Regions from separate parts of the Homo sapiens genome. Here region 1 is linked to region 2. The links are chromatin loops, found by intact Hi-C in ENCODE. Cell type or tissue: endothelial cell of umbilical vein. All regions are shown on one strand. Links, peaks and the distances in the headings refer to the core of each region. The heading gives the core; the rest is flanking DNA. Region 1 overlaps ZMYND11 (zinc finger MYND-type containing 11). Region 2 has its middle 99 kb from the start of DIP2C.

Region 1 (16,338 bases), core at 3,909-11,908, 610 kb after region 2:
GGAGCTTGCAGTGAGCCGAGATCGCTCCACTGCACTCCAACCTGGGCGAAAGAGCCAGACTCCGTCTCAAAAGAAAAAAAAAAAAAAAGAATCCTGTGTTTGAAGATGATACTGCCATTTATTCTGATGTGTCCAGTGTAGTACACAACATGGAGAACACTCCTTTGATTTACCTCTGTCAGAAGGAATTATTTGCTTTTGGCTCCACTTTTAAACTTCAGAAAATAGCCTGTGCCTTTAGCAACCGTCTTTTTTTTTGTTTTTTTGTTTTTTTGTTTTTTTGAGACGGAGTTTCACTCGTTGACCAGGCTGGAGTGCAATTGCGCAATCTTGACTGACTGCAACCTCCGCCTCCCGGGTTCAAGTGACTCTCCTGCCTCAGCCTCCCCAGTAGCTGGGAGCACAGGTGCCTGCCACCAAGCCCAGCTAATTTTTTGTATTTTTAGTAGAGACAGGGTTTCACTATGTTGGCAAGGCTGGTCTCGAACCCCTGACCTCAGGCAATCCACCCACCTCAGCCTCCCAAAGTGCTGGGATTATAGGCACAAGCCACTGTGCCCACCCCGCGCCCCCACCCCCACCACGCTTTTTTTTTTTTTTTTAAAGAAAAACCACAAGATTGTTGTGAGATGGGATGATTATGACGGTAACATAGTTTTTAAATCTCCCCAAACCTACTAGATAGAGTTACTGGAAGAATACCAAATAAAGCAAAATGCCTTTGGACAACATACACAGTACAACAAAATTAGGTCATGCGAACTCCTATGTATCCCAAAATTTGAGCAGGTGAGAACAAATCTCTGAGAGCTACAATCCTGATTGGTATCGAGACCCTTACAGAAGACAGAGAGGCACAACAGATACTAATGGAACAGAGAGTATAGGAGGGTAAAATGCCCAACAAAGACTCGCTGGAAAGCACAGTAGGCCCACTTGATAATAGCACTGAAACTGGTCAGGATTTTACACACTCCCATTTGCAGATGACTCATGGTAATTCATGAATTTGTGGTAAATTCTTAAGGAGCTAGAGCTTAATGGGGCCTACAAACACTCAAAATTAAGCAGTCACAGTTCCTTTCCAGGACAAAGCCCGGTATTACAGAGAAAGGCTACGAATAAAAGTAACAACTACTACCGCAGTCAGTTGAAAAGACCCTAAGTATAAGAAAAGGTGATTCCACAAAAAAAAACGGGGAAAAGATGGAGAAAAACCCAGGAAATCTCAGGAAAAATTAGGCTCTATTTTTACCACTTCATAAACATGGCATAGGGAGAACTTTAGAGCCATAAATCTGGAAAGAGTATTCAGAACCACTCTGCCCTGCCACAAGTTTAGGGAAAGTGATTTCACGTAAGAATGACCAACAGAGAGGACTATGGCACACGCAGCAGAATGACACCCTGATGGTCAGAAATGTGCCAGAAAGACAAGCCGACAAAACAGAAGGAAGCTAGAATCTACGGTCTCAACACATGAGAAAAGACATGAAGAAAATGATATAAGGTAAACAAGCTATAAATCAGAAGAAAAAGTCAGAATTCTGAGTTAAACATTTGAAGTAAATGGAAAAAAAATCACTTCAGAAATGAAGTCTAAATTAGAGGGTACACAAAAATGAATATACACCAGATAATGTTACATAAAAAGAGGTTGCAGTGAAGGAAAAATACTAAAAATCAAAAAGAAAAAAGATGAAAAGAATTAAAAAGTACAAATACAGAAGACAGGAAAAGAAGATCCAACATACTAAGAGAGGCTCCAAACTAAATAAGGATGTGTGTAGATAAGAAAATAATAACATAATCATAACTATACATGGTATATAGAATATTTAAGATTTTCTTATTCTAATAGCTGTGTATTTAATGTTGCATAAAATAACTGACTACACGAGATTCTAAAATTTTATCACAGATGATGTCCCTGAGAACCATGATTCTCACCATGTCAGAAAGTAGATAAAGATTTTAGATAGAAGAGTTAAGTAAATAAAACCCAGTAGCCACAAAGTTCAATGGAAAATATCAGCATGAACTCAGGAGGTGTTTTTATCTTTTAAAAGTATATGCATTTCATAACTCTGTCCAAAGGCCTAGAAAGACAGACCCACCAGTAGCAACACTGAGTAGCCAGGAGGTGCTCTTAAAATACATTTTAAAACTAAAAGAAACCAGAGCACCTGGGAGAAATCAATGGTTCCAGGCCTGGGGCAGGATATGTACAAGAAGATCCTGAAACATCTTGTTCATAACAAGCAGAAAGTAGTTCAGGAGCCAGCACTGCACAGGCTCCAACTGGTCAAAGATAGCATCAATAAGGGGTATGTCGAAAATGGACTGAAATATATGAAATGTAATTAAATGCATGAATTCCAAAGGGCAATTTGTTTTTAAATCTAATTGGTTACCATTAAAGGATCCTATTTTTAAAACTGCTAAATACATAAAGAGAATGAATTATTCTACTTTTCCCATATGAACCATACCACATGGTAACCAAATAGCAGAGGATGGGAAGCTATGTCCTTATAGAAGCAGTCCAGTTAGAAAAGGAAAGATAGATTGGATGATTATCATTTGGCAGTCCTTAATGAGTTCCTGGATCTAGCGTCAATTGCTATGTACATCACAAAATGAGAAACAACTGACATCATGTGTGTCCTGATGGTAGAACATACCACTCCCAGGGAATAGTCTTGCCCCCTCCCCCAAGCCACCAGATGCAGCTATCAATCTCCATGAAATAAAAAGGACTGAGCAACAGGTTAAACTAGACTACAGGGATGCAATCAGCAAAAGCCGGACTATGGAAAAATCACAACCAATGGCCAGGTTTCTTCAATCAGTTCCAAAAAAAAAAAAAAACCAACAACAAAAAAGAAGAGAAACCTAGAGATTAAAAGAACAAAAGCAAGCACAACTAAACCATTATACAGAAGTAAACTAGAGTGTTTAGGGTGTACCAGGCTAAGAGCCAGTCACCCCAAAGCCCACAACTTTTAATGCTTGACAAAAACCGTGTAGCTTTTTTTATAATGGCGTCACTCATCAGTCAAAATAAGAAATGAAACTTAATGACTAACATGCATTCTTGACAGTAACCCTACTACAGCCTTCAGTACCTTAAGATATCTGCAAAGTTTAAAAGATTATCTTTATGTTCGGACTTGACTAAGCAGAGCGACTTGATTGAAAATGAATCTAAGGCTTGAAAAGTATTTACCTACCGAGAGTACAGAATAGGAGTATTAGGCTTTAGAGCAAAAGATCTGACTTCCTGCCATAATGCAATGCTACTTCCTAACTTACCTTAGGCAAGTTTAATAAACAAGGAAATTAATATTAGCCAAGAAGCAAAGGCACTGGCCGGGTTAGGCAATTTTCTAGACAGTTCTTTCTTGGAGCTGTCTAGCAGGGAAACAATGACAAATGTGATTAATGTTATGAAGGAAGTACAGGATGCTCTGATGTGAGCTACATAATAAAAATAAACATGGCATACCTCTCAGATGAGATGAGGAAGAGGAAACACTTGGGACCCAGTCTTAAGCACTTAACCTCTGATTCTTTCTTTTTCTTTTTCATCTTTAGATGAGACTAATAAAAACCAAGACTATCTGGTAGGTAAATAAATTTATTCATATTTAATTGTAAAACTATGGACCTTACAACATGAAGAAAAATAAGCCTTGGCATCAGTTAAGGCTATGCTGATGAAGAAAGGAGAGAAAAGAATGCTTATCAATAATACATAATGCAAAATGAGATGCAGGCAATCCTGTTAATCTCCATGTCTTTTACTACAGTTTAACATGTGTATACATGTACACACACGTGTTGTAATAATCCAACAGGTATCTGCCACCCATTACTGTGGGAGTTAATTATCTTACTCCCAGATTAGAAGGTGGTCACAATCTAACAGCAACATTCACACTGGGAGATTCTGATAGCTGCTTAGAGAAATGTCCCTAAAGCTTCTAGAGAAACATGCTACAGATGAACAAAGGTCATCTGAAAAACTGAAACGGCTGTCATGTTTACATGATTTTAATTTAAAAAGCTGAATCCAAAGAAAACCTTATTTTATTTAAACATTCTTCTCTAAGCAATTTTTATGTAAAGGATGGTTTTTTAAAAATCTCAACCATAAGAAAATACTGTTTTGTACTCTGAGTTTTTTTAAAATGTTTTACATCAACATCATTTGCATGTAGTTATCATACCCCAAATTATGTGCTTTATTTAAAAGCATAATAATTAAAATAATGTACTATTTATTTTATTCTTATTGTTCACATAGTATTATCTTTTTTTTCTTCTACTATCTTATAGGAGCAAGGAGTTGTACATAGCTTTAAAATACCACAAAGGCGAGTACAGAATTGGAGCCACATATATCCTCACCCCTTCTCTATCTCCTTTTTTCTTCCCTCTTAAGTAGCCTTTGGGTTTCTTTGTTGGTTTGTTGTGAGACAGGGGTCTCACTGTTACCCAGGTTGGAGTGCAGTGGCCTTTCCTCGGCTCACTGCAACCTCTGCCTCCCAGGCTCAAGTGATTCTCCCACCTCAGCCTCCTGAGTGGTTGGGACCACAGGTGTGCACCACCACACCAGGCTAATTTTTGTATCTTTGGCAGAGACAGGGTTTCACCATGTTGGCCAGGCTGGTCTCAAACTCCTGAGCTCAGGCGATCCACCAGCCTTGGCCTGCTGAAGTGCTGGGATTACAGGCGTGAGCCACTGAGCCCATCGTTAAGTAGCCTTTGTAATCTTCTTCACCAGCATACAGGGAAAGGACAAAAATACATGGAACTCAATATATTACTTATTAATAAAGGCCAAAAAAAGCATTTATTTAAGTGAGTTTTGTAAATTACTCCCATTCTCCATTTCTACCCATAGCATCTAAAGAATGTGAAAAGTATCAAGAAATTTTCTCTAAATTATTTTTAAAATTCCAAACACTTAAAAAAGATAAATTTAGCTTTATATCTTTAAGAATACCCAGAGAAACAAAACAAAACCAAGTTCCTAATTGAAGACTCCCTTATAATTAGCATACAACATGTAAATAGAAGCTTCATAAGGTACTTTGATTTTTTTTTTTGGTATCCTGAATCTGTCTACCCATATAAATAGCATGAGAAACTAGGGGATGGGGGTGGACAATTTTCTTCTTTAAAACTGAATGTTTATTTAACATGATTTCTAAAATACAGAAGGAAATTGTTAAAAATTCTGTTAGTGGGCTATAAAGTAGTAAGATGTTTCTTACTACACATACCATGCCTATCCTATGTTAAAATTAGTAATAAACAGTAGACTGTTTTTAGATAGCTTCGCTACATAAAAGTGATTCACTAAAGGTGTTTTTAATAAAAGAATCTCTGGCCAGGTGCAGTGGCTCACGCCTGTAAATCCCAGCACTTTGGGACGCCAAGGCGGGCGAATCACGAGGTCAGGAGTTTGAGATCAGCCTGGCCAACATGGTGAAACCCTCTCTCTACTAAAAATACAAAAAATTAGCTGGGCGTGGTGGCGGGTGCCTGTAATCCCAGCTACTTGGGAGGCTGAGGCTGGAGAATCACTTGAACCCGGGAAGCGGAGGTTGCCATGAGCTGAGATCGGGTCACCACACTCCAGCCTGGGCAACAGAATGAGACTCCGTCTCAAAATAAATAAATCAATAAATAGAGTTAAAAATTTGGTTAACTAAAAAACTATTATAAATAGTATATAGTGATATTTTCCTTATCTAATTTTTCTATGAAACTTCTAAACACAAGTTGTTTGTGTATGTTTCTGTGTTTGTTTTTCTAATAATACTCCTGCAAAGCAAAAAGTGTCTTCAGTTCTTTGTAATATATGTTGATTAGCATAACAGATAAAATTTTTTTTGGCCTTTCCCCCAAAGTCTTCTACGACATTTTACAGAGATATTTGTGTTTAAATTTACTTACTTTGTAATACGGTCAATGTTGGCAATCTGCTTCTGGTTCCGTATAATCTCAATGGCTGCCCAAAGATGCTGGATAGCTTTTGTATCCGCCTGTCGTCTTTTTGTTAAACGTGCCATGACCTGTTTACTTCTTTAGCTGCAGTAATAAACAAAAACATAAGGGAAAAAAACAGATTACAAAATGAATTATCAGTATAAGTGAGTAACATTATCAGGACCTCTCAACTATTGATTATACTTAGTATGTAGTATTGCCCACTTTCTATTTTTTTCTACCATCCACATCACCAGTTACTTCATATAAAGTATCATTCATTTCATTACATCATGAAGAATGACATTCTAAAAGCCAAAAAGTTAAAAAGGTTATCCCAGGAAGGATAAGTGGTCACTTCATACCAATATACTTTCAGAAAATGCATTTAAGTTTATTCTAAAACACAGAAATACTCCAAGATAAAACTTCATTTGTTGACATCGCGTTGTTTGTAATTTGATCAATACAAAATGGAATTTAAATATTCTAATTGGCACTTTAGTTTATTATAATCATGGCTTAAAAATCAAATTTTATATACATACATAGATATATGAAAACAATATTATTTTAAATCAAACCATGAACATTAAATATAAGAAAGTTACTCCTGGAATGAGATGTGAAAGGTTGAGGGACAGAACACTAGAAGGTCACAAATTATGAAGAATGGTAACATTCTTGGATTAGGTGTAAGTTTTGGGGGTATTTATTACACTATTAGGAAACAGCATTGTTATTTTACTCAAATTTTAGTATTCCAGATGAATTGAAGAAAACTGCCACCACACCTCCCACCTCCCAATAATTTTCCTGCTGTCTCCTGGCAAGATGGGGAAAGAAAAGAGGTTAAACCCTGGATGTCCGGAGAGCAGTGGTATCACAGAGAGGATTCTCTTAACTCAGCATGGAGAGACGTGCTTGTAGGAATCTGGTAAGCGTTTGTCATGAATCCTAGCATTGGGGACGCACTGAAACATCTCTCTAGATCATACATGTTATCATGCTGAGTTTAAAATCTAGGTTCTTAAATATACAGTGAACATTAAGCCTTCTGAGATTGCTGAAATCTCCTTGACCTGCCCTTTCCTATCTTTTAAGTTTAGAGAATGAGGGAGGGAAGCACTTTGCTGTGTTCCATGACTGGCCAAGACAGCCACAGGAATCTCCTTTTTCTCTACCTCTGTGTTTCTTCACAGCCTACTCAGTTCCCCTCCTTTCTCAGGCAAACACAAATAAACTATATAGTTGCTATCAAAACCTGAGAAAACTGGGTCAGTCAGGCTCCTAAAATAAGATGTCTTTCAGAATTACACCACCATCAGAATACATTTTGAACATGTTTAAAGGTATTCCTGAATATTCTCACACTATTACTTCTAATAGTTCCAAGCTGCTCCACAGAGCAAATAATTCAAAAACAATACCAGTATTCAAGTTCTAAAGAAAACTTTAGGAAAATCAGTTAGTTCTGTATAAATTTATACATAATGAAAATATAAAAATTATAACTTAGGAACACTTCCATTTTAGACAGTAATCACTTTTAAATGTACAAAAATTTATCTGTTTAAGTGCACTTGTGTTGGAGCACCAACTTTCAGAATCCAATATGCCTTAATGGAAGGAATTCATTGGTAAGGATTTAACATATGTCAGAAAGTGACATCTAATGGTGAACTGTAATAATACAACTCAATCCTGTGAGATTATATAAATACTCAGATAAATGAACAAAGTTTCACTCATTCTTACATAGTTAAAAATATATACAGGTGTCCACTTTATCTAAGGCACTGTGCTAGACACAATGAAGTAGTTAAAACTGTATAAACGGCGACCCTTGCCAAGAAAATAATCTAAAACTGGCAGAGGAAATTTGACATATACATGGAACTAACTGTAAGGTCATATATGACATATAAATGGTCCACAATATGTGCTATAAAAATTCAGACAAGGGAGACACTACTTCTCGCTGAGGTAAAATTTCAGCAGAAAGAGATGAGGAACTCTGCAAAATGGTAAATATGTAGGAAAATGTAAAAGCCAATTTTTCCCTTTCTTAATTTCTTTAAAAGATAATTGGCAGTTTAAAGCAAAGATAAAAATAATTGATAGATGTCATTAGGCTTATAACACACGTAGAAATAAAATATATAACAACCAAAGCACAAAGGAAGGGAAGTGGGAGTAAGCAGAAATATATTATTATAAATTTCCTATATTTTACGCAAGTAGTAGTATATTAATTCAAGGGAGGCTATTGTAAATTAAGGATGCATATTATAATTTCTAGAGCAAACACTGAAGAATAATACATATAGGTATAGGTAACAAGTCAACTTGTAAATTTTTTTTCACAATTCATGATATGTAAGAATATGAATAATTTGCTCAGAACTATAAAAAATACAGCAAAGCTGTAAAATGTAAAATGTTAAATTTAACAGCAAAGCTAACATTTTAAAATAATACCATAATAAATAGTAAATGTAACTATTTATATAACATAACCAGAAGAATGTAGTGGGGACTAAGTAGCAGAAACTCTAAAAGTGATGTCACAGATTCCCAGAAATGATTAAAATCAAGATTAAAGAATGAAGCAATGCTACATCTCAGAAAAACAGGTGTGAAGTTAAAAATCAAAGATTTTGAGAACTACCTGAATCAAGTCACAGAAAATAAACATACCTTGTAATACAGGTACACTATAAGGAGGATGATCATTAGTTATAAGAGCCCACGTAGAACATTGCAAAAAATGCCAGGGAAAGACAAATCCAAGTGAGAGAAATACAATGAAGTTTGAGGCATATTACAAAGGTACCAAAAACAACTTGACCCATGGAGGCAAGATCTCTTTAAAGTGCAACCATAAATTATCCTTTCTTATGAAATCTAAATTCATTCACTCATTTAACATATAATTCATATATGCGTGTTACACACCAGGTGCTCTTCTATGCTCTAGGGATATAGCAATAAGCAAAACGGACAAAAATCCTTCTCTCATCCAGTACATGACTAGTGATGTGACTAGATATAAGAAAAGAACAGCAATTTGAGTGTTCATCAATAAAAAGAAAGTCTTAGAATCCTGGGTACAGAGAGCTGATTACTTAAGGTCCTTGTTGATATGGCCAAACCAAATCTTACAGTCCATCCTTATCTGAGTGCACATTGCATTACTGCTCACAGTTCCCAATTATGCTCCCAAACTTCACACCTCCATCTCTTTGTTTATGCAGTTCTCTCTCCCTGGAATGTTCTCCCCTGCCCCTTACCAATTATTAAAAATTTCCCTATCCTTTCTAGGATCTACTTTAATGCAATTTTCCCTGACCAGGCTTTTCTCCTGGAATCAAACCAAATAAAACTCAATTGTCCTCTGTATTCTAATATCAATTTGTTTATACATCTCTTACAAATGTATTGCTTTTGTACAAAAGTATTTTGTACAAAATTCCTCAAAAGAATTGTTTTAATTCAACTAAGATACGTCTTATTCATTTTTATAACTCATGTTTTTCAAGGTGCCTAGCAATTTTGAACATACTAAACCTTCAATATAAAATTATTAAATTCACTTTTTTTCAGCTGTTATGTAAATAACAAGAGCCCAGAGTGAACCTTCATTTATGTTTTATCAAAGATTGAGACATCAAAAAGAAAGAACAGAAGACTCTTTGTAGAGATCATTAATACAGTCTTCAATCTTTGTTCTGCTCCAACACATTTGAGGAATATTACAGGCTCCTTTTGGTAAAAGTAGACCATGATTCTCAAGAAGCCTGTAGTTAAAAAAAAAAATAAAAAGTAGCAAAAACTTCTGAGTAACTTTAATAAGCCCCTAGGTGATACTGATATTCTCTATCCCAACAAATCCAGATGTACTGCAATCTCCTCAGTCTACAGAAGTGTCACTTTATATCCACACTACTTCTACACAAACTGGGGTGAGGGCAAAAGGGAGAATAAAGGAGAAAACACGTCAGAAAAAAACTTAAGAATAAGCAAAATTAAACAAGAAGTTGCTTGGTGATATATACATATTTGTGAAAACTGCTTTAAGGAAACGATAAACACAATAGTTAACAAGAACAGTTGAGGGTGCAGGGAAGAGAGATGGAGGAGCACAGTGTGAAAATTCAAAACACCAAATAGGTTCGATTTTTACTTCTGGTGGTAGGTTCAGGTTTTTTATCAGTATACTGCATAAAATGTTTTCAAATATTTGCATCAAATATTATTACTTTTCCCCAAAGTGTATTAGCACTTTTAAATTATTTTTCATTGTCTATTCATACCATTTTCCCATTTATATATTAATTTTTATATTAGGTTTATCCATACAATGCTTTTCTCTTTGCCTCTTAATAAACACTAAATACAATTTTACTGAAATCTAGCTATGTATTCCTTTATCATTGCTTTTGTGATCAGAAGTCCTTCTACACTCAAATCAGAAAAATACGCAATTATATTTTGTAGTTTTTTATTTTTGTTTTTTATTTTTTGAGGCGGAGTTTCGCTCTTGTCACCCAGGCTGGAGTGCAATGGTGTGATTTCGGCTCACTGCAACCTCCACCTCCCAGGTTCAAGTGATTCTCCTGCATCAGCCTCCCGTTGTAGCTAGGATTACAGGCGTGCGCCACCACAGCTGGGTAATTTTTGTATTTTTAGTAGAGATGGGGTTTCGCCATGTTGGCCAGGCTGGTCTTGAACTCCTGACCTCAGGTGATCCGCCCACCTAGGCCTCGCAAAGTGCTGGGGAGAATTACTTTTTTAAAATTATGATTAGTAAACTTTATTTTTTAGAGCAATTTTAAGTTCACAGCAAAATTGAGTGGAAAATACAGAGCTCCCACATACTCCCTGGCCCCACAAATGCACATGCACAGCCTCCCCTATTATCAACATCCCACACCAGAGCAATACATTTGTTAAAAATCAACAAACCTACACTGACATATCATTATGACCCAAGGTCCACAGTATACATTAGGGTTCACTCTTGGTGTTGTACATTCCATGGGTTCTGACCAACGTATGAATGACAAGCATGTGCCACTGTAGTGCCCATGGGTTCTGACCAACGTATGAATGACAAGCATGTGCCACTGTAGTGCCCATGGGTTCTGACCAATGTATGAATGACAAGCATGTGCCACTGTAGTGCCCATGGGTTCTGACCAATGTATGAATGACAAGCATGTGCCACTGTAGTGCCCATGGGTTCTGACCAATGTATGAATGACAAGCATGTGCCACTGTAGTGCCCGTGAGTTTTGACCAATGTATGAATGACAAGCATGTGCCACTGTAGTGCCCTTGGGTTTTGACCAATGTATGAATGACAAGCATGTGCCACTGTAGTACTCATGGGTTTTGACCAATGTATGAATGACAAGCACGTGCCACTGTAATGCCCATGGGTTTTGACTAATGTATGAATGACAAGCACGTGCCACTGTAGTACTCATGGGTTTTGACCAATGTATGAATGACAAGCATGTGCCACTGTAATGCCCATGGGTTTTGACTAATGTATGAATGACAAGCACGTGCCACTGTAGTGCACATGGGTTTTGACCAATGTATGAATGACAAGCATGTGCCACGGTAGTGCCCATACAGAATAGTTCCACTGAATTAAAAATTGTCTGTGCTCCACCTATTCATCCCTTCCTTCCCTAACCCTTGGCAACCACTGGTCTTTTTACTACTGTCTCCACAGTTTTGCCTTTTCCAAGATGTCACACAGTTGGAATCATACAGTATGTGGCCTTTTCAGGTTGGCCTCCTTCACTTAGTAATATGCATTAAGTTTCCTCCATAGCTTTTTATGGCATGATAGACTGTTACTTTTTAGTACTGAATAACATTCCACTGGCTGCATATAACACAGTTCATCCATTCACCTACTCGAGGAAAGGTTGCTTCTAAGTTTTGGCAATCAAAACAAAGCTGCTATAAACATCCATGTGCATGTTTTTATGTGCACATAAGTTTTCAATTCATAAGGGTAAATACCAAGGAGTGTAGCTGCTGGTTCGTACGGTTAGAAAATGTTCAGTTGTATAACAACCTGCCAAACTGTCTTCCCAAGTGACCGGACCATTTTGCACTTCCACCAGCAATGACTGAGCGCTTCTATTGTTCCACATCCTCATCAACATTTGGTATTGTCAGTGTTTTGGATCTGAGCCATTCTTATAAGTATGTGGTAATACCTCATTGATGTTTTAATTTTTAATTCCCTAATGATATATGATATTGAATGTATTTTCATATGTTTATGTGTCATCTGTATTTCTTTGGTGAGGTGTCCAGCCAGGTCTTTTGCCCTTAAAAAAATTTTTTTTTTAGTATTTTTGAAACAGGGTCTCACTCTGTCACCCAGTCTGAAGTGCAGTCAAAGCTAACTATAACCTCAAATTCCTGGGCTCAAGCGATCCTCCTTAGACTCTAGAGTAGCTAGGACTACAGGCATGCACCACCATGCCCTGCTCATGTTTTATTTGTTAATGTTTTGGAGAGGCAGGATTATGCTATGTTACCCAGGTTGGTCTCCAATTCTGGGCCTCAAGTGATCCTCCCACCTTTGCCCTTCTGTCCATTTCTAGAACATGTTCTTCATTTTCTTATTATTTAATGTTAGACGTTCTTTGTATGTTTTGCTTGATGGTCCTTTATCAGATGTGTCTTTTGCAAATATTTTCTCCCAGTCTGTAGCCTGTCATCACAATTTCTTGACATTATCTTTGACAGAACAAAAGTATTAAATTTTTCTTGACATTATCTTTGACAGAACAAAAGTATTAAATTTTAACGAAGTCCAGCTTATCAATTCTCTCCTTCATGGATCATGCCTTTGCTGTTGTACCTAAAATATTATCACCACACAAAAGGTAATCTAGGTTTCCTCCTATGCTATTGCCTAAGAGTTTTACAGTTTTGTATTTTACATTTAGGTCTCTGATCCATTTTCAGTTAATTTTTGTGAGGGATGTAAGGTCTTTGCCTAGATGATTCTTCTTTTTTTTTTTTTCTGAAAGTGGATGTCCATTTGTTCCAGCACCATTTCCTCAAGGGCTATTTTTTGCTCCAATGTATTGCCTCTGCTCCTTGGTAAAAGTTGAACTGACTGTATTTATGTGAGTATTTCTGGGTTCTCTATTCTGTTCCATCCATCTATTTGTCCTGTCACCAATGCCACATTGTCTTGGTCACTAAAGTTTACAGTAAGTCTTTAAGTCAGGTAGTATCAGTCCTCAGACTTTGTCCTTCAATAGTATGATGACTATTTTGGGTATTTTGTCTCTGCATATAAACTTTAGAATCAGTTTGTTGATATCCATGAAATAACTTGCTGGGATTCTGATTGAGACTACATGAATCCATACATAAAAGTGGGAAGAATGGACATCTTGACAATATTGTTTTCCTATCCATGAACATGGAATATCTCATCATTTATTTAATCTTTTATCTCTATCATCAGAGCTCTGCAGTCTTCCTGATATACATCTTGTCCACAATTTATTAGATTTCTACCTAAGCATTTCATTTCGGGGGTACTAATGTAAATGATAATATGCTTTCAATTTCACATTACACTTGTTCATTGCTGATAAATAGGAAAGTGATAGATTTTTGTATATTACCCTCATATCCTGCAACTTGGCTACAACCACTTAGTAGTTCCAGGGTGTTTTTGTTAATTCTTTTGGATTTGCTATATAAATGATCATGTCATCTGTCAACAAAGACAGTTTTATTTCTTTTTTCCCAATCTATTTGCTTCTTATTTCTGTTTATTATCTTATTGCATTAGCTAGTACTGCAGTTTGAATGTTTTCGTTTCTCCAAAATTCACGTGGGAAATTAAACCCCAAGGTGACGGCATTACGAGGTGAAGACTTTGGGAGGTGATTGGGCCATGGGGGCTCTGCCCTCATGAATGGGATTAATGCCCTTATAAAAGAGGCTTCAGAGACGTGCCTGGCCATTCCATCTCTTCTGCCATGTGAGGACACAGCAATAAAGTATCATCTTGGAAGCAGAGTAACCCTTACCAGACACTGAATCTGCTGATGGTTTTGATCTTGGACTTCCCAGCATGCAGAACTGTGAGAAATAAACTTCTGTTATTTATAAATTACCCAGTCTGTGGTATTTTGTTACAGCAGCAGGAATAGAGTAAGACAGCTAGGACTTCCTATATGACATTGAAAGGCAGTGTGGTGAGGGGACATTCTTGCCTTGTTCCTGATCTTAATGGAAAAGCTTCAAGTTCCTTACCATTAAGTATGATGTTAGCTGTAGGGTTTGTAAAGATATTCTTTAACAAGTCAAGGAAGCTCCCTTTTATTCCTAGTTTCTTGGGAGTTTTTATGAAAGAATGTTGGGTTTTGTCAAATTCTCCTTCTGTATCTGTTGGTAAGATCATGTGATTTTGATAAACTATTTTTATTCTCATTTAGTTGCAAATATTTAAAAGTTCCTCAAGATTTATTCTTTGAGCCCTGTTATTCAGAAGTGTGTGTTTAATCTCAATATATTTGGGGATTTCCCAGCTTTCTGTTATTAATTTCAAACTTCATTCCACTGTGGTCTGACAGCAGATATATTATTTCTATTAAGTTTATTAAGGTCTGTTTTATGGCATCGAATGTGGTCTATGTTGGTGAATGTTCTGTGTGACCTTCAGAAGAACGTGTGATCTGCTATTATTGAATAATGTAATCTATAGATGTCAATTATATCCAGTTGATTGATGTTTTTGAGTTCAACTACGTCCTTACCAACTTTCTGCCTGCTAGATCAATCTATTTTTGCTAGAGGCATATTGATATCTCCAACTATAGTAGTGGATTCATTTATTTCTCCTTGCAGTTCTATCAGTTTTTGTGTCATATATTCTGATGCTTGGTTGTTAGGTGCGTACACATTAAGCACTGTTATGCCTTCTTAGAATATTGACTCCTTTATCATTATGTACTGCCCACCTTTATCCCTTATAACTTCCCTACCTCTGAAGTCCTTTGTCTGAAACTGATATAGCTATTCTGATTTTCTTTTCATTAGTGTTACCATGCTATATTCTTTATCTCTTCAATCTGTATATTTAAAGTGGGTTTCTGGCAGTCAAGATATTGTTGGGTTGACTTTTTTGACCCACTCTCACAATCTCTGTCTTTTAATGGCTGTGTTTAGGCCATATTTCAAGTGATTATTAATACAGTTAGATTAATATCTACCATGTTTGTCACTATGTTCCATTGGTTGACTTTGTTATTCTTATTTCTGTCTTCCACACTTTTTCTACCTTTTGTGGTTTTAGTTGAGCATTCTATGCAATTCAATTTTCTCTCCTTTCTTATCACATCAATTATACTTCTTGCTTTACTATTTGTAGTGGTTTCCCTAGAGTTTGCAACATACATTACAATTAACCCAAGTCCACTTTCGAATAACATTATACTGCTTCATGGGCAGTGAAAGTACCTTATAGTAACACAATATTCTGAATTCTTCCCTCTAGTCCCTTGTGCCATTTCACTTACAAACTGTCATTCATTTTACTTACACATAAACTGTCATTCATTTTACTTACCCATAAGCACGCACACACACACACACACACACACACGCACACATAATCAAATACACAGTTACTATTATTGTTTCGAAAAAATTATCTGTTAGTAGGAAGAAAAAATTTTTATTTTACATTTCCTTATTCCTTCTTGAATGGCCTTCCTTTCTTCATCTACATCCAGGTTTCTAACTGAAATAATTTGCCTTCTTTCTGAAGAACTTTTTTTAACATTTATTACAAGGCAAAAAATTCCCTTAATTTTGTCTGAGAAAGTCTGTATCTTTACTTTTTATGAAAGATATAGTTTTGCTGGACACAGAATCCTAGGTTGGTGGGGTTTTTTCTTTCAACATTTCATTTCATTCCAACTCGTCCTGCTTGCATGGTTTCTGAAGAAAAGTCAGATGTAATTCTTAACTGTGCTCCTCTATAGGTAAAGTGTTTATTCCTCTGGATTCTTTCAAGTTTACTTTTCTGACATTTGAATATGGTATGCTTAGGTATAATATTTTTGCCATTTAGCCTGCTTGGTGTTTTCTGAACTTCCTTGATCTTTGGTTGGTGTCTGATACTGGTGAAATTGTCAAGCATTTTTGACTCAAATATTGCTTCTGTCCCTTTCGCTCCTTCTTCCCTTCTGGTATTCCCATTATACATATATTACATCTTTCATAGCTTTCCTGTAGTTCTTGAATATTCTGTTGTCGATTGGTTTTTTCCCCAGA
Region 2 (16,338 bases), core at 4,654-12,653:
CATACAACCTCTGAAATCTAGGTGGAAGTTTCCAAACCTTATTCTTGTCTTCTGTGCACCTGTAAGACCAACACCATGTGGAAGCTGCCAAGCCTTGGGGCTTTCAATCTCTGAAGCCATGGCCTGAGCTGTACCTTGGCCCCTTTTAGCCATGGCTGGAGCAGCTGGGACACAGGGCGTCAAGTCCCTAGGCTGTACACAGCAGGGGGGCCCTGCGTCCAGCCCACAAAACCATTTTTAACTCCTAAGCTGCCTTGAAGGTCTCTGATACTCCCTGGAGACATTTTCCCCATTGTCTTCGTGATTAACCAAGTGTTACTTATGCAAATTTCTACAGCAGGCTTGAATTTCTCTCCAGAAAATGGGTTTTCCTTGTCTACTGCATTGTCAGGCTGCTAATTTTCCAAACTTTTATCCTCTGCTTCCTCTTGAACACTTTGCCACTTAGAATTTTCTTCTGCCAGATATTCTAAATCATCTCTCAAGTTCAAAGTTCCACAGATCTCTAGGGCAGGGGCAAAATGCTGCCAGTGTCTTTGCTAAAGCATAGCAAGAGTCACCTTTGCTCCAGTTGCCAACAAGTTCCTCATCTCCATCTGAGACCACATCAGCCTGGACTTTCTTGTCCATATCACTATTAGCATTTTGGTCAAAGACATTCAACAAATCTCTAGGAAGTTCCAAACTTTCCCACATCTTCCTTTCTTCTGAGCCCTCCAAGTCTCTAGTAAGTTCCAAACTTTCCCACATTTTCATATCTTCTTCTGGACCCTCCAAACTGTTCCAACCTCTGCTTGTTACCCAGTCCCAAAGTTGCTTTCACATATTTGGGTTCTTTACAGCAGCACCCCACTTCCGGTACCAATTTACTGTATTAGTCTGTTCTCACACTGTTAATTAAGACATACCTGTGACTGGTTAATTTATAGAGGAAAGGAGGTTTAATGGACTTAGAGTTCTACATGGTTGGGGAGGCCTCACAATCATGCCGGAAGGCAAAGGAGGAGCAACAGCACGCTTTACATGGCGGCAGACAAGTGAGCTTGTGCAGGGGAACTGCCCTTTATAAATCCATCAGATCTCTTGAGACTTACTCACTATCATGAGAACAGCATGGGAAAACCCACCCCCGTGATTCAGTTATCTCCCAGCAGGTCACTCCCACAACACGTGGGGATATGGGAGCTGCCATTCAAGAAGAGATATGGGTGGGGACAGAGCCAAACCACATCAGAGATGTTCCCTGGATTTCTTCTATCTGGATGTCTACCTCTCTAGCAAGATTAGGGAAATTTTCTTGAGCTATTCCCTCAATTACATTTTCCAGGTTGTTTACTTTTTCTCCCTTCTCAGGAATGCCAATAATGTGTAGGTTTGGTCACTTTAAGTAATTCTGTGTTTCTTGAAGATTTTGTTCATTAAAAATTTTTTTTCTATATTTTTGTCTGTCTGGGTTAGTTCAAAAGACTGGTCTTCAGGCTCTGAAATTCTTTATTCTGTTTGGCCCAGTCTATTGGTAAAGTTTCAATTGTATTTTGAAATTCCATGAGTGTTTCAATTCCAGAAGCTCTGATTGATTTATTGTTAAGATTTCTTCCTTCATTTCCTGGGTGGCTTTAGAAGTTTCTGTGTGCTAATTTTCAACTCCGTTTTGCATCTTGTCGAGCTCCCTTTGTAGCAGGAAGAGCTGCAGACAAAACCCCTCGAAACACCGAGTTTAGGAAAGAAAGGGCTTTATTTGGCCGGGAGTGTCAGCAGTCTTATTCTCAAAAAACCAAGCTCCCTGAGTGAGCAATTCCTGTCCCTTTTAAGGGCTTACAGTTCTAAAGGGGTCTGTGTGAGAGGGTCGTGATTGATTGAGCAAGCAGTGGGTATGTGACTGGGGCCTGCATGCACCAGTAATCAGAATGGAACAGAACAGGACAGGGATTTTCACGATGCTTTTCCATACAATGTCTGAAATCTATAGATAACACAAGCAGTTAAGTCAGGGGTTGATTTTTAACTACCAGGCCCAGGGCATGGCACCGGGCTGTCTTCTTGTGGATTTCATTTCTGCCTTTTAGTTTTTACTTTTTTCTTTGGAGGCAGAAATTGAGCATAAGACAATATGAGGGTCTCCTCCCTTACCTTGAAATCCATGCCTACATATCTTACCTGTCATTTCTGAGTTTCTGTTTTGGTCAGGGACCATTGCTGGAGAGCTACTGGGATCCTCTGGAGGTGTCCCTACGTTCACATTTTTCATGGCACCAAAATTCTTCTGCTGGCTCATCTGGAGATGCTGGCACTTCTAATTTTTGTAATTATTTTCTTGCAGGTAGGATTTTTCTCTTCTTTCTCCGTAATATTATCTTTTAATCCCTCCCCCACCCCCTGGTAGGGGGCTGTGACTGTTGTGAGTACTAGGTGGGGTCTTTTGGCTTTGCCTCTAGAGCCTTATGCACTTCTGTCGGCAGGTTTTATATCGGGGTGTGCAGTTTGACCCACAAGCCAGTAGATGGTGTGTATGGGTAGGAGTGGCTGTGGCCACTGGGGCTGGGTATATCCTGGATCTTTGTTTACTGGGAGAAGCTTTCTGTTGCCTTAGGCAATGGGCTGATACTTGGAGTGCACAGAGGTCTGAGCTCCCTGCTCAGCCCAGAGGTGGGGTGGGGAGGAGGGGGTTGTAGGGGTGCAGGGCTAGACTGGACGGGTCCACCACCAGGTCCTCCGTTGGCCAGCACAATCACCAGCACCAAGGGAGAACCCAGGGGGCGGCCACTAGGTACACAGAGGTGGGCCCAGGTGTGGAGCTGGGAAACCTTCTCGGCCCCAAGCCTAACTGTGTTCTTAATTTTCAAGGTAATTTTGGCTATTCTAGGTCTTTTGTATTTCCATGTAAGCTTTAGTGGCAGCTTGTCGTTTCCTGCCGGGGTTCTGATCGGGATTGCAGGGAATCTATACACCCACTGGGTAGGACTGATATTGGGTAGGACCGACATTGGGTAGGACTGACATTGCGTAGGACCGACATTGGGTAGGACCGACATTGCGTAGGACCGACATTGCGTAGGACCGACATTGGGTAGGACCGACATTGCGTAGGACCGACATTGGGTAGGACCGACATTGGGTAGGACCGACATTGCGTAGGACCGACATTGGGTAGGACTGACATTGCGTAGGACCGACATTGCCTAGGACCGACATTGCGTAGGACCGACATTGGGTAGGACCGACATTGCGTAGGTCCAACATTGGGTAGGACTGACATTGCGTAGGACCGACATTGCCTAGGACCGACATTGCGTAGGACCGACATTGGGTAGGACCGACATTGCGTAGGACCGACATTGCCTAGGACCGACATTGCGTAGGACCGACATTGGGTAGGACCGACATTGCGTAGGACCGACATTGGGTAGGACCGACATTGGGTAGGACCGACATTGCGTAGGACCGACATTGGGTAGGACTGACATTGCGTAGGACCGACATTGCCTAGGACCGACATTGCGTAGGACCGACATTGGGTAGGACCGACATTGCGTAGGTCCAACATTGGGTAGGACTGACATTGCGTAGGACCGACATTGCCTAGGACCGACATTGCGTAGGACCGACATTGGGTAGGACGGACATCTTGACGGTATTAGGTCCTCTGATTCTCTATTTAGGTCTTAATGTCACTGTTTCACTTAATTTCAGTGTTTGGTAGTCAACATACTCAAGTCTTACACACCTTTTGTTAAATTTATCTGTAGAGATTTCATATTTTGATGTGATTTTTTCCATTGCTTAACTGTTCATTGCAAGCATATAGAAATATGGTTGGTTTTTTAATATTGAATTTATTTTCCTTCAACTCTCAGAGCTGGTTCCAAGCCTGACTTTTATTCACTGTTGCCTCTGAACACCTGGGTTGAATCTTCTACTCTCTGCATCCTTTGAACTTGTTTAAAATGTGCATGAGCAGCTGTCCCCTGCCCATTTTACGGAGTAGTGAGGGTCGAAGGAGCCCTTTGAGAAGGAAGCATTCTAGGCCTAAAGTACTAAATTGTTTACACAAATATCACAGATCCTGGTCCACCCAGGCCCTAGTGCTCGGCCAGCATTTGGTCCTGTGACAGAGCTGAGCACCAGGGGAAAGTCGGAAGAACTGTTTAAAAATGCTTAATAGCATGGTTCAAAGTTGTGTGCCATTTTTTCCTCAGACTCGTTTACTTTAAGGAAACAAAGCTATAGAGGGTGAGTGCTAGATGGGAAAACCATGGCTGTGGCTCCGTTTTTGAAGTCTGCAACATGTTACACCATTTCTTCTGGTTTCCAGCCCCTTCTCATCCCATTTATGTTTTATTTGGACTGTTTTTGATACACCAGAAATCAGTGACAGCAATAGAACAGCTGTTATCCAGCAGCCCTGACTTAATTTGACACAGCAGTGACTCAGAGTGTGGTCTTTCGGTGCAGCTATCTCCAACAATAAGCATGAAAAGAAACATTAGAGAGCTTTTAAAACACTTTTATTTTTAAGGTTTTTTTTTTTTTTTTTTTTTTCTGAGACACGGTCTTCTTCCATCGCCCAGGCTGGAGCGCGGTGGTGCCATCATGGCTCACTGCAGCCTCCATCTCCCGGGCTCAGTGGATCCTCCCACCTCAGCCTCCCGAGTAACTGGGACTACAGGGGTGCACCATTACACCTGGCTAAAAATTTTAAATATTTAGTAGTGTTCTGTTTTCTAATTCATGTTATTCCCGTGGATGGCCCAGTCCTGAGGGCCACCCCTGCCCAGTGGTGCTCAAGGCTTCACAAGACCTGACCCTTCCCAGTGAACGCTGACTATACTGGGGCCGAGCATTTGACTGCAACACAGCCAGTTCACATGCTGGTAAGCAGCCTGGGACCTATGCTTGTGAGTGAAGACTGGGCCACCAGGTCTGTATTATCAGGTGAACACCCAGAGAGGCACACAGACCCTGTGTGAGCAGACGTCGTGGTGGGAGAGGAAGGGGCCCCACACAGCTGCCCCGCACCCACAACCCTGATGGACAAGCTGTGCCCACCTTTTTGGGAGGACCGACGCCCTGCAGTCTGATCAATACCCGCAGCTCTTGGCCGTTGGCTGTGTCACAGCTGCCTGGAGGCCTGGCCCCTAGATTTCTGATGAAGAACTGACTTTGAGAACTACTGCTCTACAAAGATGACAATCCAGTTTTATTGTTGACATATCACTAGTGAGTCGGCGTGATCTGTTTGGCAACTAGGTGCCTGCACACAGGCACACATACATGCACACCCAGGTAGATGCGCACACATCTGTGCTCACTCAGATGCACACACAGGCACACGTACGTGCACACCCAGGTAGATGCACACACAGGCACATGTACGTGCACACCCAGGTAGATGCACACACAGGCACACATAAGTGCATACACAGGCACAGACATGCACACACAGGCACACACATGTGCACACACAGATGTGAACACATACATGCACACACGCACAAATACATGTACACACACTGGCAGACACAGGAATGCATGCACGCACTCATACATGTACACATACACATGCATGCACACACTCATAGATGTACATAGAGACACAGGTACACATACACGCACACAGGTGCACACATGCACACACATGCACACTCACTGGGCTGGACTGGGGGGCAGGTGTGGGCTTCAGTGCATCTGCATCTGGATCCTCCATAGCTGTTCCTGGCTCCAGGCTTGCCTGTGGCTCAGTGACTCAGAACCACCTGGGAAAACTGTAAAGCTGGGGTGCTCGGCTCCCTGGGGGTCTGGCCTAGCTGGTCCGGTGGCAGGGTTGGAGTGCACTGGGAGCTCTGCGGCAGACCCTGCACAACTCTGTGACTCGCTGGCAACAGGCTCGCCTTGTCTCGACTCCTTGCCTCGACTCCTGCCTGTCCTTCCTTCCTCTGTGAAAGGCACGTCACAGTCCAGTCCTCCTCAAAGTGTGGCCCAATCCGCATCCCCTGGGTGCTGTCAGAGCTGCAGACACCAGGCCCGGCCCTGTGCTCAGGCAAGTCCCTGAGACAGGGATGCGTGGCTGAGACGCCGACAGACACATCTCTTGGAGGCTTTGAGAAGGAGCCGATGGCTGTCCCTAGCAGAGAACGACCCTTCAACCCAGGCAGGAAGCCCATCTGAGACTCCATGTGCTGGACCCCAGTGCCTGTGCTATGGCGTCTCATCACAGACACTAGTGCGCAGGCTGGTGATACAGATGCCGCGGCCAGCCTGGAAGGAGCCGCCTTGGGGACGAAGATACTTCTGAGGACCCCTGGAGGCCTCTTTCTTCCTGGCCCCTGGCTGGCCTCACCCTTAGATGACGGTGCTGGAGGAGGGGAAGTGCAGTGCAGCGGACACAGATGGTGGTCCAGGTAAGAAGCGTCACCCCGACAGTGCCTGGGGGCCCAGCTCAGGGATGCCTGCTGCAGACCACCTTTCCTAGAAGCTCCACCTGAAAGGTTTTTTTTGAGACAGGCTCTGTTGCCCAGGCTGGAGTGCAGTGGCATGATCTTGGCTTACTGCAGCCTCGAACTCCTGGGCTCAAGTGATCCTCCCACCTCAGCCTCCTAAGCAGCTGGGACCACAGGTGCACACCACCATGCCTGGCTAATTATTTTTGTAGTACAGGGTCTTGCCGTCGAACTCCTAGCCTCCCGAAGCACTGGGATTACAGGTGTGAGCTGCCATGCCCAGCCCTGAATGGTTTTTAAGGCGTGCACACACAGTCTTAGAGCTGGATTTTTCCAAAGCCGGCTATTTCAGCCCTGCTCCACGGGCTCGTCAGGTCCCTTTGACTAGGGGTCTGTGGCTGCCAGAAACAGGTTTGGAGGCCGGGACGTGACCTCCTGCTGAGGGCTGACCAGCTTGCTGGGGAGAGACCCGGCAGGGAGACTCACTGGCCCTACAGCTTGCTGGGGAGAGACCCGGCAGGGAGACTCACTGGCCCTACAGCTTTCCCTGCAGCTGGGCCTGGCGCAAAGCAGCTCAGACTTCAGCCTCGCAGGCCACACCCCTCCCCATCGGTGACTGCTGCCCTGAGTGAGGCCGGCACACGGCCCCCTCCTGCGTTGTCTCCAGGTCTCTGTCCACTGATCTCTATCCTGGCAGCCTCTGCCCTGCCTCGCCAGTGCCTGCTGGAGGTCAGGGGGCGGCTGTGGGCCTGGGCACGTGAGGGGCAGTGACTGTGCCCGCTTGGATGTGTGCATGGAGTGGGCAGTGCAGGAGCCCAGCGAACAAGGAGCATGGGGCTGGCATTTGGCCTGGGAGGCCTGGCGCATCTTCCTCTTCCTGCCCTCAGCGCCTCTGCTCCGCTTTCTAGCCATGTCGCACTCGGGGATAAAACCGAGGACATTTGGGGAAATTCTTGGCATCACGTATTGGAAAGGCAAAGGGGTCCCAGGCTCCATCTTCGGGTGCTGTGGCCTGAACTGTGGAGCTCAGACCTCCCCACGCCCCGGTTGCCTCGTGCAGACAATTGGGCCAGGAGGGGGTTCTGCATGCGGCAGATCCAGCCACTGCCAGGGCACCCAGAACCACGCGCGCAGGTTCAGTGTCAGTGCCAGAGAAGCCCGGCCCAGCCGTCCCTGTCCGTGTGGTTGTGGCTTCAGCAGACCTGCCAGTGGCCAGTGCTGCCTCACGAGGGCGTCTGTGGCCAGGCTCACCAGAGACTGGAAAGTTCCCGGAGGACAGGGGGACGGACACCACGCCAGCTGGAGCGATCTTCTGGTGACGAGGCGGCTCCACCATCCAGTGGCAGCTCCTTGATGTTCTTACTGTCATCGTCCCCAAAAATCCCAACAGAATTCCACGTCAGGAAACAAAAAGGAAAGACACACCCGTGGCGAAGGCCCCAGCCCCACCCCCTGCCCAGATAGACAGCCATCGGCGTGCGACAGAGACCCAGGAGAGGCTCCCTTGCCCCCTGCGTCCACACTGGGTGAGCCTGCAGCGCTGGGCAGGGCACCATGGACACCTGGCGAGGAAACGCAGCGGCAACATCTGCCTGCGCAGCCTGTGGCGGGGGCTGGTGTCGAAGGGCGCATGGGCCTTGCAAAGGGGCCCCAGCCAGCGCCCCCTGGCCCCGGAGCAGAGCTCTGCAAGGTAGGACTTCCCCGCGGCCTCCCAGGGCCATGTTTGGTTTTGCTGCCATTCTGGGAAGGCTGTGTGCCTCGCAGTTGTGCTCTGGGCCGAGTTTGTCTTCCTGACCCGTCACAGCAGCCTCAGCACTTTAATCCCGTCCAACGTGGCAACATCAAGGCACGTCCGTCAGGGGGACCTTTGAGCCCAGCGGGGCCAAGCGGCCTCCCAGCTGGAGCGCACAGAGGACAGCCAAGCCGACGTCCCCCTGCCCCAGAGTGGCCTCTGGAGCCAGCGCTGTCTCGGCAAAACATCACCCACCAAGTTATGTTCATGTTGGTTTTTAATTACATTTGTTTTATTTGCGGCTATTCGGCTTTATGGCGGAATACAAGTCAGCAAGAGCTTGTGCCCAGTTTTATTAAGCTGTTTGTACAGCATAAGTAGCCATTAAATCAAAACCCTGGGCAGTGGCAAGACTTTCGTTTCTGTTAAAGAGGGTCTGTGTGTGATTTCAGTCTGAGAAACACTGGGCCCCCGTGCTCCACGGTGACCACCTGCCACACGTGGGTGGTTTGGCAAGAGAAGCCATGTGGTGTTTCCTCCGAGTCCACACCAGGATGATGGTGCGTTAGCGATATGTGGTCAGAGGACACATCACCGTCAGAATTAACCCCGCCCGTCTCACGTTGCTTTTTAATGTGACTCCCAGGAAGCCTAGGATCCCCTGCGCAGCGCGTTCTGTGTATGGAGCAGCAGCACGAGCTGAGGCTCTGCTCCCGGTCCTTCCCTAGACCCCCTGCAGCTGCTGCCACCCTGGGTGCTGACCCTCCAGCCAGGGGTCTCGGCTTGGGCCCTGCAGGAGCGTGTGGCCCGGTCCCATCACCAGCGGGTCTCTGTGTCCAGCTGCACCAGCTCCTTCGGCTGGGGCCCTCCAAGGATGGCTGGGGCTGTGGGCGGCTCCAGGCCGGCTTCTGCCGTGCACCTGGTTTCTAACCCACCCGGAGCCATCCTACTTCCTAAGCTCTGTCCAGCGCCCAGTGGCTGGCCCAGCCTGGGATGAGGAACGTAACGGGGATGTGAGGTCAGTGTGGGGAGAGTGAGGGGCCTCCCAGGGCGGCTCCCACATCCTGCCTGTCCTGGCAGCCTCCCAGCCAGAACTCCTGCGGGGTGAGTCTGAACTTCCATATGGACCTCCGCCTGCTCCCGCCTCTTTGCCATTCAACCCCCGGAATCTGTGAAAAACAAAATAAAACTAAAACCCAACTCTCACCAGGCACGGTGGCTCACGCCTGTAATCCCAGCACTTTGGGAGACCAAGGCAGGTGAATCACTTGAAGTCAGGAGTTTGAGACCAGCCTGGCCAACATGGTGAAACCCTGTCTTTACCAAAAATATAAAAAATTAGCCAGGCGTGGTAGGGCACGCCTATAATCCCAGCTAATTGGGAGGCTGAGGCAGGAGAATCGCTTGAACCCGGGAGGCGGAGCTTGCAGTGAGCCGAGATCGCGCCACTGCACTCCAGCCTGGGCGACAGAGCGAGACTCTGTCTCAAAAAAAAAAAAAAAAAAAAAAAAAAGCACTAGTAGAAGCTGCCACCAGAGAGAGGCTCACATCCAGTTTTCACAGGACGCAAGAACTTTGCAGCAATGGCTGTGATTTCGCCCGTGGCTGGAGGATGTCTCGAGTCTGGACGCTGCCTCGGTGCGTGCAGCCGGGCTGGTGAGCCTGTTTCCCGCAGTCTGTGCTGCGCCCCAGGGATCTAGCAATGGCCGGCACCGTCCCCGCCTGCAGAGGACCTGGCAGCCAGGCAGAGCGCGTGTCAGCCCCAACACCGCAGACACCAGGGATTTGTTTCTGACAATCTGGAGGCTGGAAGTTCCGGGCCAAGGTGCCGGCCGACCTGGTTCCTGGAGCCACCTCGCGCCTTCCCTCTGCACAGGCAGGGAGCACGTGGTGTCTGTTCTTCTCCTGGAGGCCACGGCCCATGGGATCAGGACCCCACACTCCCGGCTCAGTTACCCTAACTACCTCTGAAAAGGCTGCGTCTCCAAATACCACACGTCGAAGCTGAGACTTCAGTGAATGGATTTGGGGGATGCGGTGCTGCCCGTGGCTGCACCTGTGACAGCTGAGGAAGGGACAGGTCTGGGGTCTGAGAGGAGGGCGGGGTGGTTCTGCAGAAAGTGGGGAGGAAGAGGCAGTGCGTTTAGGTAGGGCCTCAAGGAGCAGGTGGACTCGGCCGCGGACAAGGCGAAGTCATCCAGCAAACATGGAGCAGCGTCGTGTGCGGAGACACAGGGACCCTGGTAGCCTGAGGCCTGAGAGCCGGCTGGGGGCAGGCGTGGGGTGTCCACCCAAACGGCTGCACAGAGGGTCTGAGCTGACCCTGAGGGCAGTGGGCAGTGATGTCAGATTTACATTCAAGGCGGTCTCCTGGGAGAAGAGAAAGGCCTGGACCCCGTGCTGGCCACACCCTTACCCGAGACGAGGACCCCCGCCCCACCCCGCCCCCGCACCACAGGCGCCCATGGGAGTCAGCAGAGGCTGGAAGTCGTGGTTGCCTTTGAGCGGGGGAGGGAGGGCGGGGTGGAGGGGCCACGCTTCCCCCTGCATACTTCCCCCTGCATACTTTGGGGTCTTTGGTGCTGTGCACAGTTCTTGCCTATGAAAAGAGTAAAGTAAGTTAGCTGGGTGCAGTGGCTCACACCTGTAATCCCAGCACCTTGGGAGGCTGAGGCAGGCCTACTGCTTGAGCCCAGAAGGCTGAGGCTGCCGTGAGCCATGATCACGCCACTGCACTCCAGCCTGGGTCGAAGAGCAAGACCTCATCTCAAAAACAATTTTTTTTTCCCCAGGAAAGTAAAAGAAATCAATGACCTTTCATTTCATTTTTAAAAGGAAGAGTCTGCACTTGAGAAATGGCATCCGGTGGCAAGGCTGAAACTTCTTCTTGGAGGGGCTCCAGCTGCAATTCAGTTGGGAAAGCTCCTCGAAGGCCGCCTTGTGTCGGCCATAACGCCCTGCTTAGAGCCCTCGCCCTCCCCTGTCTGTGTGCGGCTGGAGGCCTCGTCCGCCCAGGTGCTCTCCCCAGCCCTCCCTCGGTCCTGTCCTGACCTTAGAGATAAGGTGCCCCTGGACCCTGGAGCTTCTCCCCTGGCCGGCCAGCCCCGCCCGGCTCCATCCTGCAGGACGCCATGCATTGAAATCTGGGGACTGGCCTTCAGGGTCCTCCTTACCTCTAGGCCACTTTGTAGCTTAACATTTGTGGTTCGCTGTAAAGTAAATACCCCCCCACGAGGACTTCCCTAGACACTCAAAGCTGGTCTCGAGGTTCGGATCCTACTCCCAGTGTGTTCTCTGTGGTGAGACCCCTCACCCCCATCAGCCTACTCCGCCTCCCATTTATTTATCAGTCCCCCCTCTCACTTGCACACTGGTAAGGAGCACCTCTGGGCCGGAGACCCCACGTGCTCAGGCAGCTGCCACAGGCATCTTGCTTTGAACAATAAAATTGGGCAGAAATGACTGTCACCTGTGGGGGCACGTCAGAGTCGGCACTGACCCTCCAGGCTCCTCCCAGGGCTGCGCGGGGACATGAAGGAGGGCAGTGTCCTGGGGGCCGATGGACCCCTCCAGCCAGCACGCCAGGGAGGCAGGAGCTTTCGCCTGCCAACGCCCTGCCTTGGGGTGTCTGTTCCACAGCCCACCCTGGCCTGTGCTGACACCCCGCAGCTTTCCATGCGGCCCTGAGATGCTGATGGGGCAGGAGAGCGGGCAGGAGGGGCAGGGGGAGGAAGCTACAGCAGCCACTCTTCCCAGCAGGAGACACGGCGGGTGCTGCGGGCAGGGGGCTGGGGGCGGCCAGCTGTGAGTGAACTGGGGACGTTGCTCTCTGGAGCCTTCCTGGAACAGTCCTCGGAGGCCCTGGCCGGCTTCGAGGGCACAAAGGCTGCCCCGCAGCACACGCTGTATGGGGCACACAGGGCTTCTCCGGTCCGGCCCCTGCAGGACGCCAGGTGTGTTTCCTGGAGAAAGGTGCCAGCAGCCTCGGCCCGCATTGATCAGCCACGAGCCCCTCTCGTGCTCACCAGGGCTCCTCAGCGGATTAAACAGCAGAGAGGGGAGCCAAGGGCCCGCCGTGAGACGCTGGGAAGCAGCTGCCGGTGGAGTCGCTGTCGTCAGCGCTCGGAGGAAAGCGCCCAGTGGGTACGTGGCGCAGCCGTGAGCCGGGGATGACTCAGGCCCGATTCACAAAGGACCAGAGAAGCCCGATGCGGGGACGCCGGGGACGCCGATGCCACTCCTGCCCCGGGCGCTGCGGGGGCGGGAGGAAGACGCATCCCCCAGTCCCCTAGACCCGGGAGGCTGGAAGCTCCCACGCGCAGAGGGGCCAGCGGGGAGCCGGCCAGGGGTGTGCGTAGGTCCTGGCTTCTCACTGCTGTGTGCAGAGGCCGGGCTTGGCTGGGAGTTCAGACCCCGGGGCGGGAGGTGGGGGGCAGGTGGCGTCTGCTGCTGGGGATGGGAGGGAGGCTCCCGGAACGCCGGGCGTGGGAGCGGTGACAGCTCTGTCTGCGTCTGGCCTTGGGAGACAGTTTGTCGCCTGCAGGAGGCATTGCAAATCCTGCCCCGGCTGCCGCCTTGGCCCTGTCACCAGGTGCTGGCTGGTCTGGGAGGTGGACAGAGGGACGGGGCCTCTCAATTACCCCCGTCACCAGGTGCTGGCCGGCCTGGGAGGTGGACAGAGGGACGGGGCCTCTCGGTCACCCCCGTCAGCAGGTGCTGGCCGGCCTGGGAGGTGGACAGAGGGACGGGGCCTCTCGGTCACCCCCGTCAGCAGGTGCTGGCCGGCCTGGGAGGTGGACGGAGGGACGGGGCCTCTCGGTCACCCCCGTCAGCAGGTGCTGGCCGGCCTGGGAGGTGGACGGAGGGACGGGGCCTCTCGGTCACCCCCGTCAGCAGGTGCTGGCCGGCCTGGGAGGTGGACGGAGGGACGGGGCCTCTCGGTCACCCCCGTCAGCAGGTGCTGGCCGGCCTGGGAGGTGGACAGAGGGACGGGGCCTCTCGGTCACCCCCGTCAGCAGGTGCTGGCCGGCCTGGGAGGTGGACGGAGGGACGGGGCCTCTCGGTCACCCCCGTCAGCAGGTGCTGGCCGGCCTGGGAGGTGGACGGAGGGACGGGGCCTCTCGGTCACCCCCGTCAGCAGGTGCTGGCCGGCCTGGGAGGTGGACGGAGGGACGGGGCCTCTCGGTCACCCCCGTCAGCAGGTGCTGGCCGGCCTGGGAGGTGGACGGAGAGAGGGGGCCTCTCGGTCACCCCCGTCACCAGGTGCTGGCCGGCCTGGGAGGTGGACGGAGGGAGGGGGCCTCTCGGTCACCCCCGTCACCAGGTGCTGGCCGGCCTGGGAGGTGGACAGAGGGTCAGTGCCTCTTGATCACTCCTTGGCCAGTCTAGTCCTGGCCTTTGCTGCACACAAATGGGATGGTTTGAGGGACAGAGCATCTTAGAGCCTCACAGGTTCCTTCCAGCTTCAGCACACAGCAGCCTTCTGTGCAGAAAGCAGATTGATTCCTGTGTCAGAAATCGGTGAGGGTGCCGCCTGCTCCACGGGAGAATGAGGGCAGCTTGTGGATCAGAGCGGCAGTCGCTGTGGAGACGGGGGCCAGGTCGGGCCGGAGGAGCGCTGGCCGCTGGGTGGGAAGAGTCCAGGGCCCACTGGTCACAGCTGCCTGTCTCAGAGTGGACGGTCCCAGGGTGGACGGCGGCGCTGGTGCCCGGCCCCTCCTGCTTCCCGGCACAGGCACTCCTCACCTGGAGGAACAGGCAGGTCCTCACCCCAGGGCCGCGCTCTGGTTCAAGAATCCCTTATCTTCTTGTGGAGAGGAGGAATCCTGTATTTCCTGGTGGTCTCCGAAGTGTGGTCTGATGGAAATAGGATGCCAACCGCATTCAAGAAAGGAGAAACAGGCTAAGCTCATCTTAGTTCATTCACCCAATACATCCAAAGTATGGCCACTGCACACCGTCAGCACAAGAGATTGCAACGTGGTTTCCGTGCTGTTTTCCACACTGAGCCTTTGGCCTTGCAGATCACACCGGGTGCGTCTTGGGAGCCCAGCTCTGCGGGGCCAGGTCCGCACCCGGACTGCTCAGGTCTCCACTGGGCAGTGTCATCCAAGATGCTTTCACCAGCTCCCCGGGGATTTCTGGTTGGAGGGAACATGGTCACTCTCAGCTGAGCTCCTCCCACTGCTGAGGACCCCAGAAAATGACCAGGAGTAGAGAGGGAGGGCACAGGGGGGCCCAGGGCCATCCAGTTCCCAGCAGCTCCGTTCCTGCCACTACAGGCTGCCACACTCAGCTGCATGTCTGCTGTGTTGACACTGCTGCCCTGGCTGGGGCGAATCAGCGCCTCTTCCTTCTGCGGCATGTCAGTCTCTCTGCCTGGCCCTCCTGAATGTGGTGGGATACACATAACGTGACGTTTGCCATTGCAACCATTTCTAAGTGCATAATGAGTGGCATTAAGCACATTCGCGTTGTTGCACATCCCATCTCCAGAACTTTTTTTCTTGTAAAACTGAAACTCTGGTCCCATTGAACAACTCCTTATTCCTGCTCCCCCAGGCCCTGGAACCCACCGTTTTACTTTCTGTCTGTGAATCTCATGACTCTAGGGACCTCATGTGAGTGCAATTACACAGGATTTGTCCTTTTGGGACCGGCTGATTCCACTCAGCATAACATCCTGAAGGTTCATGCGTGCTGTAATGTGTGTTAGAAAAAGGCTGGAAATTATCCCACTGCATGAACAGACCTCATGTTGTCCATTCGTCCATCAGTGAATGCATGGGTTGCTTCCCCTCTTTCAGCTGCTGTGTGCAAATAGCTGTTCCAGACCCTGCTTTCAGTTGGGGCGGTGGCTCATGCCTGCAATCCCAGTGCTTTGGGAAACCGATGCAGGAGGATCACCTGAGGCCAGGAGTCTGCCACTAACCTAGGCAACGTGGCAAGACTCCATCTCTACAAAAAATTTAAAAATTAGCTGCATATGTGTATTAGAGCGTTCTCACGCTGCTAATAAAGACATACCTGAGACTGAGTAATTTATACAAGAAAGAGGTTTAATTGACTCACAGTTCAGCATGGCTGGGGAGGCCTCAGGAAACTTACAATCATGGCGGAAGGGGAGGCAAACATGTCCTTCTTCAGGTGATGGCAGGAAGGAGAAGTGCTGAGCAAAGGAGAAAAAGCCCTTATAGCACCATCGGATCTCAGGAGAACTCAATATCACAAGAACAGCAGGAGGCTAACCACCCCATGATTCAATTACCTCCTACCAGGTCCCTCTCGTGACACATTGGGATTATGGGAACAACAATTCAAGATGAGATTTGGGTGGGGACACAGCCAAACCATATCAACATGGTAGCGTGCATCTGTAGACCCAGCTCCTTGGGAGGCTGAGGGAGGAGGATCCCTTGAGCTCAGGAGGTTGAGGCTATAGTGAGCTATGGTTGTGCCATTGCACTCCAGCCTGGGTAACAGAGCGAGATTCTGAAAAAAATAAAAGACCCTGCCTTCAATTCTTTTGGGGATACACCCCGAAGAGGGACTGTCGATCCTATGGTAATTCCATCGTTAATTCTTGGAGGAGCCACCAGGCTGTTTCCACAGTGGCCGCCCCTTTCCGCATTCCCACCAGCAGTGCCCCGGCTTCCCCACATCTCCAGCAATGCTTGTTATTTTCCTGTTGTTTGCATGGTCCTCCCTTCTCCATTTACCCACAGAGGCCCCAGGCCCAGGTGTGGGTGTATCCTAGGGGATTAGGTGGGCCAGCCCTGCTCAGCAGAGCAGAGGGCCTCACCTGGTGCTCTCACGTGGAAGCAGGTCAGGACCCTCACCCGTGGTACCAGGGCCACGGAGCTGGCTGAGCACATGGGGTCACCCGCACAGGCTCCGGCGCTCTCACCTGGGCTTCCAGGTGGATGTTCCCATGGCTGGACAAGGTTCAAACATGGTGCCCAGGCCCGTGCTGCCTCCCGCTGAGACTACATCATCTCCACAGGCCTCGTGGTCACCTGCATCCTGGTGGTGGGCAGGAAAGCAGCCCAGGAGGGCAGGTGGGTGTCCCAACAGCGTGTGCAAGTACGGGGGCCAACCTTTCATGAACACATTGAAAAGCAGTCCCATTGCAGGCCAGGGCCCTGCACCATAGACCCTGCACTGTAGACC

What was found. Peaks named below come from ENCODE experiments on the same cell type or tissue, not always from the same donor. Only the 100,000 strongest peaks of a DNase experiment are listed, where the experiment ranks them.
Region 1: a loop joins it to region 2, with 20 times the contacts of the local background. A loop is called at or near these places in 5 of 110 quality-filtered maps.

The regions. Positions count from the first base shown.
Region 1 is chr10:169,758-186,095 of GRCh38, reverse strand. It overlaps ZMYND11 (zinc finger MYND-type containing 11), which reads right to left. Exons shown (of 15, transcript NM_001370100.5): 2 at 5,968-6,102. The coding sequence starts at 6,083. Among named protein-coding and RNA genes, the nearest start is that of ZMYND11, 42 kb to the right of the region's middle. In endothelial cell of umbilical vein, for the core only: a CTCF peak has its summit at 7,676; a DNase peak (open chromatin) is centred at 7,645; H3K27ac peaks cover 937 bases.
Region 2 is chr10:780,935-797,272 of GRCh38, reverse strand. No RefSeq gene overlaps it. Among named protein-coding and RNA genes, the nearest start is that of DIP2C, 99 kb to the right of the region's middle. RefSeq lists a cis regulatory region at 8,299-8,312 and enhancers at 8,234-8,378, 8,674-9,595. In endothelial cell of umbilical vein, for the core only: CTCF peaks have their summits at 7,674, 8,110 and 12,238; DNase peaks (open chromatin) are centred at 7,692 and 12,312; H3K4me3 peaks cover 1,013 bases.